Regions from separate parts of the Homo sapiens genome. Here all the other regions are linked to region 2. The links are chromatin contacts, found by Hi-C or POLR2A ChIA-PET in ENCODE. All regions are on one chromosome and are shown on one strand. Each heading gives the region's core, a stretch centred on a gene start or an enhancer-like site at or near the end of the contact. The rest is flanking DNA. Distances are from core to core; before and after follow the strand shown. Region 1 holds the start of LINC02940 (long intergenic non-protein coding RNA 2940). Region 2 holds the start of GET1-SH3BGR (GET1-SH3BGR readthrough). Region 3 overlaps B3GALT5 (beta-1,3-galactosyltransferase 5).

Region 1 (3,981 bases), core at 163-2,662, 360 kb before region 2:
AGATTAAATAAATAATAATAACTATGGTGCATTCAACATCTCAATCTGAGATGTTTTAGTAAAATGAAGGCATGCTCGCATGTATTCACAAAGCCTAGAGGTGAGAAATAGAAAAGATCTCAGTATTTCAAATCTGAGTAGCGCTGTGCTTGTATCATTCAGCTCAAAATCTGCAGAAGCACTTAGACCAGTTAAAACTGTGCAATGCGGTCAAGCGTTCAAATATTTTATCTCGATCAAGAAGGAGGATGTGGGATGATGTGGGATGCCCTGCATCTTCCCCTCCCTTTTTTCCTGGAGGGTTTGAAGCCATCCCAATTCATTTTTTTCCAAAGTCTGACAATAACTCAGTGGGTCATCCCAGCCTTGGAACGAGCCATTCCTGGATGCCATGGAAATTGTCTATGGGGGATGCCTCCCCAGCTATCTTCTGCAGCCTACATCTGGACCAGTCAATAATCTGAACCCTCAGCTTTCTGGATGTGAATCTTTCCCCAGACTAGCTGAGAACTAGGGGTTACTCAAGAATGCACTAAACAATTCTTCCCCCACTACCCTGTACCTCCACAATCAAAAGTGTTAGGGGCCAGGCAGGGTGGCTCATGCCTGTAACCCCAGCACTTTGGGAGACGGAGACAGGTGGCTCGCTTGAGCCCAGGAGTTCGAGATCAGTCTGGACAATATGGCGAAACCCTGTCTCTACTAAAAATACAAAAAAATTAGCTAGGCGTGGTGGTGGGTGCCTGTAATCCCAGCTACTCAGGAGGTTGAGGCAGGAGAATCACTTGAATCTGGGAGGTGGAGGCTGCAGTGAGCGGAGATCGCACCACTGCACTCCAACTGAGGCAACAGAGCGAGATTCCATCTCAAATAAATGAAGAAATAAAATGAAAATAAAAAAGAGTGTTAGGAATAAAGCCTGTCAAATCATCATTACTGCTCCTAAGCATCTCTGGGTGCTTCTGAAATTGCTGTTAGGCTATTTGCAAGACACTGAACATTCCAGAAAGTGTGCTAGAGCATTGAGAATTCCCTCAGGGACTGTAGCTGCAGACCTTGCTCTCACATGCAAGGTGACCACGTGGCCTGCACGTTCCAGGACAGTGCCTGCTGCAAACAGTCTACCCCTTTACCTTTTACATAACTGTACTCACCGATCAGGAAAACAGACCTTGGTCAGACAGAAGCGATGGTCATAATCTCTCTGCAGATGGACTTCTAACTACATTTCTTCAAATTGCAACAAATGTAAATACAATCAGTCATACACACTCTATGCTACCACCTTCTCCCATTTTAGGGTGTTGAAAGCCCAAATTAATCACGGCTGGGTGGGGCAACTCACACCTGTAATCCCAGCACTTTGGGAGGCCCAGGCGGGGGTGGATCGCTTGAGTTTAGGAGTTTGAGACCAGCTTGGGCAACACGGCAAGGCCCCATCTCTACAAAAAAATACAAAAATTAGCCAAGCATGGTGGTGTGCTCCTGTGGTTCCAGCTACTCAGGAGGCTGAGACAGGAGGATTGCTTGAGCACAGGAGGTCGAGGCTGCAGTGAGCTGTGATCACACCACTGCACTCTAGCCTGGGTCATACAGTGAAATCCCGTCTCAAAGGAAAAAAAAAAAGTCACATGTGAAAACTTCTGGAGAGTCCAAAGACAAACACCATAGCTCATGGGCCATTAAGACAATCTGTACAAACACTCAATGAACCAATATGAAGACAGAAATCCTGGTGAATTGTATATGTATTCCAGAAGATTAAAATCAGGAAGGCAAAGGAAAATGGAGAGCTGGCACTTGGCACCCATGAAAGACCCACTTTCCCTGCCCTACCAGGTGGCATTTCTCCTTCCCACCCTCAGGATCAGCCTGGCATCAGCGATTATCTCAGCCCACTGAGGCCTGGATGCTGCTGGCTGATTTTTGTCTCTGCAGTCAGGAGCCAACCACAGGCCTCCTGAACCTCCAGCACCCTGGCTCACCCAGGACAACAACACAGATCAACTCCCAAATAAATTCCTCTCTGTTGTCCTGCAATGTGCTAATTGCCCATAATGAGCACATCATAATAATTAAGGATGACTACGCCAAACCTTTGACTGAGGTAGCAATCCTTCACCCACAAATGGCAAGGCCTTTCCTAAATCTTAATTAAAGAGCACACCAGCCACCTGAGCTGAGGCAGAGTTCTCCCACTTTCGAGATGGGGAAAATGGAGGCTCAGGGTGGCAGGTTTCTTATTCTATTCCATAAGGCACACTTGTACATTTTAATTGGTTTAAATTAAGTGCTATACATAACCTATAAGGAGGTTGTTAAATAAATTGCTTAGCCGTTGCAAAGAATGATAGGTAGTTGTAAAAATTCATGTTTTGAAGACATGGGAAAATGCTTGTTATGGAATTTTAAGAGAAATTAAGAAAGATAAGTGTTGTATTTGTAGGACGGTCTTGGTCGAGTGTGAAAATACCCGTGCTGGTGTGTGTTTGTGTGTATCAAGAGTAGATCATAATGTTAACACGGGTTCGCAGTTTCTTGGGTGATTCAAGATGAATTTTCATGTTTTCTATACTTTTTTGTCATTTCCAGATTTTCTACAACAAACATTTAATCTTTTATAATAAGAAAAAGATACATGTTTTAAAGATTTTTAAAGGTATTTTACTTTTTTTAAAAAAAGATATTTTAAAAGACTTTCCTATTCTGTTTTAAATCAGGCTCCTTGGCCCTCCCTTATTAACTCTTTAAATGCATGCAGGACATTCGCTCGGCAGCCTTCTTCTCCTGGGTCACCTGTACTTGGGTTTGTGGTGAATTGTCAAGCATGTCAGCGGGGTGGGACTCCTGCTTCAGGGGATGCCTCCCTGGAATTCACTCAGAGCGGTTGGGAATATCCAGCAAAGTCTGGGGATGCAATGTGTGGCCAAATCCCAGGTCTCCATCCAGAAGCCCCTGTGGCCCCTGCTCAGAGTCCATGGAGTGACCTTTGTGGCCACAGCTTTCCAGGAAACAGACGTGTGTGCCGGGCACCTCCTTCTCAGCCCACCCAGCTGTCTGGTGGTCAGCGAGAGGAGAAAAGGCAGCCCCAACATCAAAGACATAGCAACTGCCTGGTGACTTCCTCCCCGGCCAGCTGGAGGTGTCAGCTCGAGGCCGGACTCTGTTTCCTGCTGCCAGGGCAGCTGCTTCCCTCTTCCCTTCAACTCAGAGGTGAAAGGTTCGCACCATCTGCAAACGCCACCCTCCAGCATTTGACTCCCACACCCTAAACAAAACAGCAACCAGACATCATGAGCCCAAACTGAAACCCACCCCCCACCCCAAGGATGGGCAATGTGGAGAGACCTTTGCCCACCAACAACATTTTCCCACTACACCCCAAAAGGAAGAAGCCATCCTCCCTTAAACGCCTTCCGATCTGACCCTGGATGCTCAGGCCGCTTGGCTGTTCCCGGGTGCAGGGTCAGGGACCCTGGGAGGCTCCGAGTTGCTCAATGCCTCTGAGCACAGGCTGACTCTCTTCACAGCAATCTGGGGAATTTGGGCTGTTCTGGGGTGGAGCTGGGGACAACGGTGTGTGTCGGGCAACAGCAGCGGCCTCGACTTGTTCTGGCTTTTGGCTCTGCAGGGAAATCCAGGCAGATTGGGACTGAGGAAGGCTGGGTGGGTGGGCAGGGCTGGTGGACATGGGGAGCAAGGTGGTGGGCCACCCCGTTGACAGACCTCTCCGGGAGAGAAGCCTGTTGGAGCTGGGCCTGGGCGCAAAGGGGGAGAGAGGGTGAGGCGCTCTGGGAGGGAGCCCTGAACACAAGCTGCGGGAGGGGGGAAGGGAGGAGGAAAGGGGACGGGCCTGGGTCCCCCTGTGGAGGGCTGAGCTGGGGACAGGCACAGAGCAGAAAGGAAGCCATCTACCCTTTAAAATGCCTTCAAAAAAATAATCCCAGGACTCCCTTGTACCTTCCAACTTGCCTGTCGGCA
Region 2 (3,910 bases), core at 1,292-3,791:
TTTTTTTTTTGTTAGGAGTTCTCGACTGTCCAGGAATTAGGTAATCCTTTTCCTGAAGATAGGTGGCAGTGGGGTGTGGTAGTGGACTTCTCTTTAGCCAGAGGCAGAGACTGGGGGCGGGTGAAAGGGGTCCAGTGGGGTCGGGGCTGTCATCACTTTTCCTTTTTTTTTTCTTGTTTTTTGAGATTGAGTCTCTCTGTTGCTCAGGCTGGAGTGCAACAGTGTGATCTGGGCTCACTGCAATCTCCGCCTCCTGGGTTCAAGTGATTCTACTGCCTCAGCCTCTTGAGTAGCTGGGATTACAGGCGTGTGCCATGCGCCACCACGCCCGACTAATTTTTGTATTTTTAGGAGAGATGGGTTTTCACCATGTTGATCAGGCTGGTCTCGAACTCCTGACCTCAGGTGATCTACCCACCTCGGCCTCCCAAAATACTGGGATTACAGGCATGAGCCACCATGCTTGGCCTGTCATCACTTTTCAAGAGGCAGTTTCTCCTTCTAAATCCATCTCAATCTCCAGTGAGAGAGGAGCCAGGAGCCTGGCTGCCGTGCTGCGTGGTCCATCCAGGTGGAAGGGAAGGCTATGGAGGAGAGCCAGACTCCTGCTCTTTGTTTTGGTCAGTTCAGAAGTCACTTAACCAATAAGTCCTTTCAGGGAAGGAATTCACTCTACCACTACAGAATAGTTTTGCTTCACATGTTTTCTTGACACAGAAATTTGTAGAACCACAGCCTCTTTCTTTTCTTTTCTTTTTCTTTTTCTCTTTCTTTCTCTCTTTCTTTCCTTTCCTTTCCCTTTCTTTCTTTCTTTCTTTCTTTCTTTCTTTCTTTCTTTCTTTCTTTCTTTCTTTCTTTCTTTCTTTCTGTCTCTCTCTCTCTCTTTCTTTCTTTCTTTCTTTCTTTTTCTCTTTCTCTTTCTCTCTTTCTTTCTTTCTTGACAGAGTTTCACTCTTGTCACCCAGGCTGGAGTGCAATGGTGCGATCTCAACTCACTGCAACCTCCGCCTCCCAGGTTCAAGCGATTCTCCTTCTTCTGCCTCCTGAGTAGCTGGGACTACAGGTGCCCGCCACCACACCCAGCTAATTTTTGTATTTTTAATAGAGACAGGGTTTTGCCATGTTGGTCAGGCTGGTCTCGAACTCCTGACCTTAGGTGGTCCACCTGCCTCGGCTTCCCAGAGTGCTGGGATTACAGGCTTGAGCCACTGTGCCCAGCCGCATAATTATTTTAACTGGTTCATAATAATGAGCCAGAGTTGTGCTCTGTCGCCCAGGCTGGAGTCCAGTGGTGTGATCACAGCTCACTGCAGCCTCGACCTCCCAGGCTCAGGCGATCCTCTCATCTCAGCCTCCCTAGTAGCTGAGGCCACAGGCACGTGCCACAGTGCCCGGCTAATTTTTATATTTTATTGTAGAGATGGGGATCTCACTATGTTACCCAGACTGGTTTCAAACTCCTGGGCCTGTGATCCACCTTGCTTGGATCTCCCAAAGTGCTGGGATTACAGGCGTGAGCCAGTGTACCCGCAATCTTGCATCATTTTGATTAGGAATTAGTCCTCAGAAACCAGTCATGGCAGCATGGCAGAAGAGACAGTTGAACATGTCTTGCTTTATCCACTAGGCATACTTTTTTTTTTTTTTGAGACGGAGTCTCGCTCTGTCGCCAGAGCTGGAGTGCAGTGGCGCGATCTTGGCTAACTGCAACCTCCGTCTTCCGGGTTCAAGCGATTCTCCTGCCTCAGCCTCCGGAGTAGCTGGGACTACAGGCGCGCGCCACCACGCCCGGCTAATTTTTGTATCGTAGAGACGGGGTTTCACCATGTTGGCCAGGCTGGTTTCAATCTCTTGACCTCATGACCTGCCCGCCTCGGCCTCTCAAAGTGCTGGGATTACAGGCGTGAGCCACCTCGCCCTGCTCACTTTGCATACATTTGAGTTGGGATTCTTTCGCTGCAAAACCTGATCTTCACCTAGATTCAGGTTAATTTATTAACTATTACTAATGATTGTGAACAGTGCATTCTATTAAACTTATTTTTCAGGTATGCAGTTGTGTAAATTGGTTAGACTTACTACAGTGTTTAGATCTGGAACGAAAACGTAAGGCATTTTCCATGTAACTGCTTGGAACACGACAGTTACCTGCTACTATAAAAACGGTAGTTTTCTATTTATGGAAGAGTTTTTCTTAAACTTATCTAGAATTAAAAGTTAATTTAAAGAAAGTACTAATTATGACAAAAGCAGGGAGTCGTTAGCACTTGAAACCAGAGTTTGGTACTATGAGAAGGTTTTTAATTTTAAAAAGAAGGAAAAAAAGAAACACGGACGTCAGAAAACTGGTTCAGTAGGGATGGGTGCTAGAAGGCTACGGAACCGCCGAAGGCCCAGGAGAAACCCGGAACGTGTTAACCGCTCCAACTGGAGCCGGACGAAAAAACGGCCCCGCCTCCCGCGAGGGCGACGCAGTTCGCAGGCGCGTCGGCGCGCCTGTTCTGGGGCGCTTGGCTTCACCGCGCAGGCGCGGTCGCCGCTGTTGTTGTGGTCCCCATGGAGCTGCCGTAGCGGACCCAGCACAGCCAGGAGCGTCCGGGATGAGCTCAGCCGCGGCCGACCACTGGGCGTGGTTGCTGGTGCTCAGCTTCGTGTTTGGATGCAATGTTCTTAGGATCCTCCTCCCGTCCTTCTCATCCTTCGTAAGTGGCTGCCTGGCCTCCCAAGGGCCGGTGGGGATGCCGCCCCAGTCCCCCGGCGGGTCTGGCGTAGGTACAGGGGTCTCAACTGGGCGACTGAAGGCCGTAGTAGCGTCTTGGTTGGTCCGTAAGCTTTTTTGAGATAGTTGTTAGCGTCTAAAAGGTACGACGCTTTACCCCAAAATCAGACTTTCTGGGTTCTAGGGGGTTGGGAGAAACACCGGGCAACCCTGGACTCTTCTGGCTGTGGGTGGCGGCGGCGAACCTCACACTGGGAGTTCCTAGTGCCCCGCTGTCAGCCTCGTTTCCGTTAATCCTGGTTCCTAGAGGCATTCGAGCAGCCCTCGGCCAGGGTTTCCCAGAGGCCTGGCGGGCGAAGTCAGCTGTTCCAGGTCCCGGAGAGATGGATCCTCGCGTCCAGGAGCCCACATTCTTGGGGTGGGTAGGGTGGGAGACAGGTGTAGAGAGAATCTCAGTACAGCGTGATGCCTTCAGTATCCAAGGGAGCAACCAGGTTGGGGAACACTCTCTTTCTGCCAGGTAGTGAGTACATTACCTCTGTCTCACGGCTGCTGGGAGAGGCGAGTATTATCATCCCACCCTCCTTTACCTCCCGGAGGAGTCTGGCTCAAGAGAATTTAGTGGTGGCACTAAGTCATCCACCTAGTGACTGGAGGTGGAGATTTGATTGCCTTTTGGAGCAGGGATAGGGATTTGGTGGCAAATTGGACAGGGCGTGGTGGGGTGTGGCCATGGAAGGCGGGGGTACCTTGGGAACTGTCCCCGAGAATGAGCGCCCTCCGTATGCCCACAGCAGAAATGAGGAGCTGTTGGGCAAAGGCGGAGTCCTCAAAGATTGGGCGCATTCGTTTCAGCGTTGTCTTGGAAAACAGTTCTTGCTTTTCTCTCCTAAGATAAATTGGTAGTAGTGGAGGATATTTTATTCCACCAGTATTCATTGAGTGCCTGTTTTGTGCAAAACTCTATTCTTACTCTCTCAATTGTCCTACTGTCTGCATTGTCCTGAGATATAGGGAATTCTCTTTTAACCCCTGAGTCTCCTTCAGAATCTTTCCTGATGCTATCCAGTCTTTAAGATGATGTCTCAGGCATTGCATAAAAGACTCCTGATGAGCTGGCCCATGCTCATCTTCTTGTTTTTAATTGTAAAATACACATAATATGAAGTTTATCATCTTTATCATTTTTAG
Region 3 (4,493 bases), core at 112-2,611, 260 kb after region 2:
TGTTTACTATCGGGCAATTTGCTCATTATCTCTAAGCCTCAGTTTCTCATCTTTAGAGCAGGGATGGTAGTATCACATGGAATCATTGTGAAGTTAATTGAGAAAATGCATGTAAAGAATTTAATGCAGTGCTTGACACATAGAGACATCACTCCATTATTGATATACTAACTTCCTCAAGAAATTAACAGAATGAACCAGGATCACAACAGTGAGACCATGCTGTGGCCTGGAGAGAAGGTGTGGAACTGCAGCTGTGCTGGGAGGGGCTGTGAGGAAGGAGCTGAGCAGAGAAATGTGACTTTAGCCAGGAGAAGCCAGGGAGGGATCCTGGGAAGAGAAACCCCGACGCCTTTCCTTGTTGTTGCTTCCCAGTGACCAAATCCAACCCCCCTGTTGTTGCTTCCCAATGACCAAATCCGGAGGACACTGGCCAACAAGGCAGCCCCAGATGATGGCATTCACAGGAGACAGGCTCCTGTGGCTTAGATAAGGACTGGCACATCTTCTTGAGGGGCTGTGCACACACCTTATTGTTGCCCACGAATTCCCTGTTTTCCACGAGTCCTTGGCCTGACCAGTGCTTCCTTCTGTACAGGATTGCAGGATCCTGGGACTGGAAAGGATCCTGTGATCACTCTCCTCACCCAGTCTCTTCATACGGAGGGAAGATCAAGGTTGTCTCCTGTGTGGCTTTGGTGGCGGTCAAATGGGGTTCTTTTTATTGGTGTTGCCAGAGTCTGCTGGGGAGCAGAGCACACAGAGCATGCTCAGAACGTGGTGGTGGAAGGGATCCGCTGTTTCTCATGACTTTTAGCCTTTACAGCGGCACCATGTTTTTACACTGAGCCATGTGTTGTCTTTCTCATTCATGGGACTGTTTCTTGCAAGTGTCTTCCTCTTAGTGTCTGTGTTTTTGGAGGGACCCTGCCCTTGAGAACAGGGGACCTGTGCTGTGCTCCTCTTGATCCCCTGGGACATTTACTATTAGGGCCGAGCACACGGGGCCAGCACATACTTTCTGAATTAAATTTCACAAGGATTACCTGGAAAGCTGTGACGTTTTCCGAGTCCTAAAACAGAGGAGCACTGTTGGTTCCTCCCTTTTCCTTTCTAGGGGCATTGTGGCAGATGTCTGTTCCTGCACTTGCAGCTCCATGAGAGGAGAAAAGCCCCCTTCCTCCCAGCAGGGCCATTGCCACTCTGATGGGCATTACAGGGAATCCTAAAGATGGAGGATCTGTGTGCGTTCCCTCTCTGGAGGGTAGAGACCAGGCATTGCATGCCAAAGCCCATCAGGTACGAGGTAACACCCAGTCCAACCCTTGCTGGCATGAAACCACTGTGTAAACTCTTGTCATGTCAGTCAGCTAAGGCTTACGACGTTTTCAACTGAAAAATCTTTGCTGCTTCCCTGTTGTATGCGGAAACAGCTGCCTGGGTGTTTGTCAGTCCTGCTGTGTTCTGTGTGTCCCAGTGTCCTTGATGGCTACCCCGCCCAGGGCTTCTTTCCTGGGAACACCTAGCAGGACTGCTCCCAGCTGTGGTTGCAGAGACAAAAGGAACAAAGGCCATTGATTGATTAACTTGCCACCAGGGAACCCACCTGCCGTGGCTTTTCTTGCAGCAGGATTCAGAGGTGCTAGAGAGACAATGGTTTTTCTAGAGTCAAAAGGGAATACTTGACAAGTCTTCTCTTAAGGTGTCAGTTTTAGAAGCAAGGAGACTTAATTGGTCTTAGGGTACATTGGGCAGTCCATGGTTTGGCTGCAAGGGAGCAAGTGAGCCCTTTGGGGACATTTTGAAAGAGGAAGGATTATTTACTGTTAGGGGCGGGGAGCAGGAAGCTTTCTGTGGCTGGATGTTTTCTGGAGCAAGTCAGGGTCAGGGTGTTGCCTTTTGGGTCCACTTGTCATAATGTCCTTGCCACACCGGGCCATTTCTCACTTTTATGTCTGTTTGATACGGAAGAGGGGAAGAGAAGTGCTGGCAAGGGAAGGGCACGGTCCCTTTAAATGATACTGAAGGGGGAAGGGCGTGGTCCCTGGTTAGGGCTCCATCCCTAGGCCTGTGCCCACGAACCTAGGTGAGGACAGGCATTTTTGTTTTCCTGCCCAAATGTTGCATTTCCCAAGACCACCCTGGCCTGCCACACCCCCATACTGTGCCTGTAAAAACCCCAAGACCCTAGCAGGCAGACACACAGGTGGCGGGACGTCGAGAGGAGCACATCAGCGGAGGAACACATGGGCGGCTGGACGTCAAGAGAAAAGCACAGACAGGCACTGACAGGCACCAGCAGGCTGCAGGCCACCGACTGGCAGAAGGATGCGGAGGCGGGCTAGGGCAGTCGGGGGAGAGCCCAGGCCGTTGAGCAGCCTGACTCCAGGGGAAAACCATCTCCCTCCTGGCTCCCCCATCTGCTGAGAGTTTCTTCCATTCAATAAAACCTTGCACTCATTCTCCAAGCCCACATGTGATCTGATTCTTCAGGTACAGCAAGGCAAGAACCCCGGGATACAGAAAGCCCTCTGTCCTTGAGATAAGGCAGGGGTCTAACTGAGCTAACACAAGCTGCCTACGGATGGCTAAACTAAAAGAACACCCTGGAACACACGCCCACTGGGGCCGCAGCAGTAAACATTCACCCCTAGACACTGCCGTGGGGTCAGAGCCCCACAGCCTGCCCGTCTTTATGCTCCCCTAGAGGTTTGAGCAGCGGGGCATGGAAGAAGCGAGTCACTCCCCCATCACACGCCCTGGGAGGAGGACAAGGGAACTTCTTCTGTTTCATGTTGACACAGAGGTGGAGTGTGTGACTAGGAGAGGGATTGTGTTTGCGAGAAGTGAGCGATAGGTGGATTGCATGCTGACTGAAGCCAGTTTCCCGTGTACAGCTCTTCAATCTTAACAGTAGATGACAAAACTGCTAATGGGACATTGGGCTGGGTGGACCTCTTTCCCACAGCCTCGCTCCCATATTACCACGAAAGGAAGGTCCACGTTAATTTCTGCCATGTAGACGGAAGCCACTTATTAAACTAACAGAACAGGTCATACTCCATGGAGTTTGTAGGTGAGGTGCCACCTCTCTTCTTTTAGGTCACCTGACTTTGCCTAGCATGAAAGATAAGTTGTAACATGTTCCAGAATTGTGATTCTGTTTCCCTTGCAAGCAGCTTCAGGCATCTGGCTCTTTCTTTCTTTCTTTCTTTCTTTCTTTCTTTCTTTCTTTCTTTCTTTCTTTCTTTCTTTCCTTCCTTCCTTCCTTCCTTCCTTCCTTCCTTCCTTCCTTCCTTCTTTCTTTTTCTTTCTTTCTTTCTTTCTTTCTTTCTTTCTTTCTTTCTTTCTTTCTTTCTTTTTTTCTTTCTCTCTCTCTCTCTCTTTCTTTCTTTCTTTTTTTTTGACAGAGACTCCCTCTGTCACCCAGGCTAGAGTGCAGTGGCGCGATCTCTGCTCACTGCAACCTCCACCTCCTGGGTTCAAGCAATTCTCCTGCCTCAGCCTCCTGAGTAGCTGGGATTACAGGCGGGTGCCACCACGCCTGGCTAATTTTTGTATTTTTAGTAGAGATGGGGTTTCACCATATTGGTCAGGCTGGTCTTGAACTCCTGACCTCATGATCCACCTGCCTCGGCCTCCCAAAGCGCTGGGATTACAGGGGTGAACCACTGCGCCCAGCCCAGCACGCATCTGGCATTTTCTAAGTCACTGGCCCCTGCATCCTGTAGCTCTCCTAGCGGCTAATCTGAAACTATGGGATGCAGGGCTTGTTAGAGCCTCCTCTCTTCATGCACGTGAAGAGAATGTCTATAAAGGGCTAAATAACAAGCTGTCAATCAATAACTGTAAAATGTAAATGATGTAACTGTAAAATGTAAATAAATAACTGTAAAATGTACCTGGAGGGCTCATTAGCAAGCCTCTGGCGTGGACAAGGATACCTGAAGCTCCTGTAGTTGCTGCCATGGTAGAGGGTGGGGGTGGGCTTTAAAACGGTGTTATTCCCATTTGATAGATGAGGAAAGCGGAGGTCTGAGAAGGTAAATAACTCGCCTGAGCTCTCACTCTTAGTGACAGGCAGAAACAGCCTTGCAACCAGGCTGCCTGTGTTTGATTCAAACCCACTGTGGAGCACATGCTTTGAACCACCGACCATGACTCTAGGTGGTGGGCGGTGTCTTGTGGTTGATAAGCAGGGTCCCACCAGCCCTGCGCCTCCTGTCTTGGTTGGCTTGTCACCCTAGAGAGTGGCTGCTTAGGAGCCTAGTTGCATCCTTCCCTGCTCCTGAGACCCCTTTCTCCCTCATGCTCCCTGGTTCAGACCCTCTTCCCCAGGTCAACAGTTGCTCTCGCCCCATGGGTGAGAAGTCCAGCTCTTTTCAGGATCTATGTGTCTCAACATAGGAAAACACCTTAAGAGTACCTGTAAGGCAGTCAGTATTTGGGCCTATCCTTAAAAGTTCTCAGACACGTTTCGAAGGAATTAAACA

What was found. Hi-C counts contacts between places; a loop is a spot of excess contacts on that map. ChIA-PET counts read pairs that join two places held with the same protein, here RNA polymerase II (POLR2A). Pooled maps may share reads with other maps.
Region 1: a loop to region 2 is called in a map with no recorded cell type, with 2.8 times the contacts of the local background. The contact joins the promoter of LINC02940 here to the promoter of GET1-SH3BGR in region 2. A Hi-C loop is called at or near these places in 3 of 37 single-sample maps with no recorded cell type and 5 of 50 pooled maps.
Region 3: a map of PC-3 shows a loop between it and region 2 (3-fold over the local background). The contact joins the enhancer-like site here to the promoter of GET1-SH3BGR in region 2. A Hi-C loop is called at or near these places in 1 of 168 maps with a recorded cell type or tissue (PC-3). POLR2A ChIA-PET finds 5 or more read pairs at or near these places in 1 of 52 experiments (WTC11).

The regions. Positions count from the first base shown.
Region 1 is chr21:39,017,844-39,021,824 of GRCh38, forward strand. LINC02940 (long intergenic non-protein coding RNA 2940) reads right to left here and starts at 1,413. Exons shown (of 7, transcript XR_007067867.1): 1 at 1,155-1,413.
Region 2 is chr21:39,377,785-39,381,694 of GRCh38, forward strand. It overlaps GET1-SH3BGR (GET1-SH3BGR readthrough), which reads left to right and starts at 2,542. Exons shown (of 14, transcript NR_146618.2): 1 at 2,542-2,702. GET1 (guided entry of tail-anchored proteins factor 1) reads left to right here and starts at 2,542. Exons shown (of 5, transcript NM_004627.6): 1 at 2,542-2,702. The coding sequence starts at 2,601.
Region 3 is chr21:39,636,095-39,640,587 of GRCh38, forward strand. The region is part of intron 1 of B3GALT5 (beta-1,3-galactosyltransferase 5); the gene reads left to right. Among named protein-coding and RNA genes, the nearest start is that of B3GALT5, 25 kb to the left of the region's middle. RefSeq lists enhancers at 3,696-4,197, 4,198-4,493. Within about 2 kb of position 1,362, at least 5 of the 41 ENCODE cell types and tissues checked have a DNase peak (open chromatin) inside an H3K27ac peak, as active enhancers do.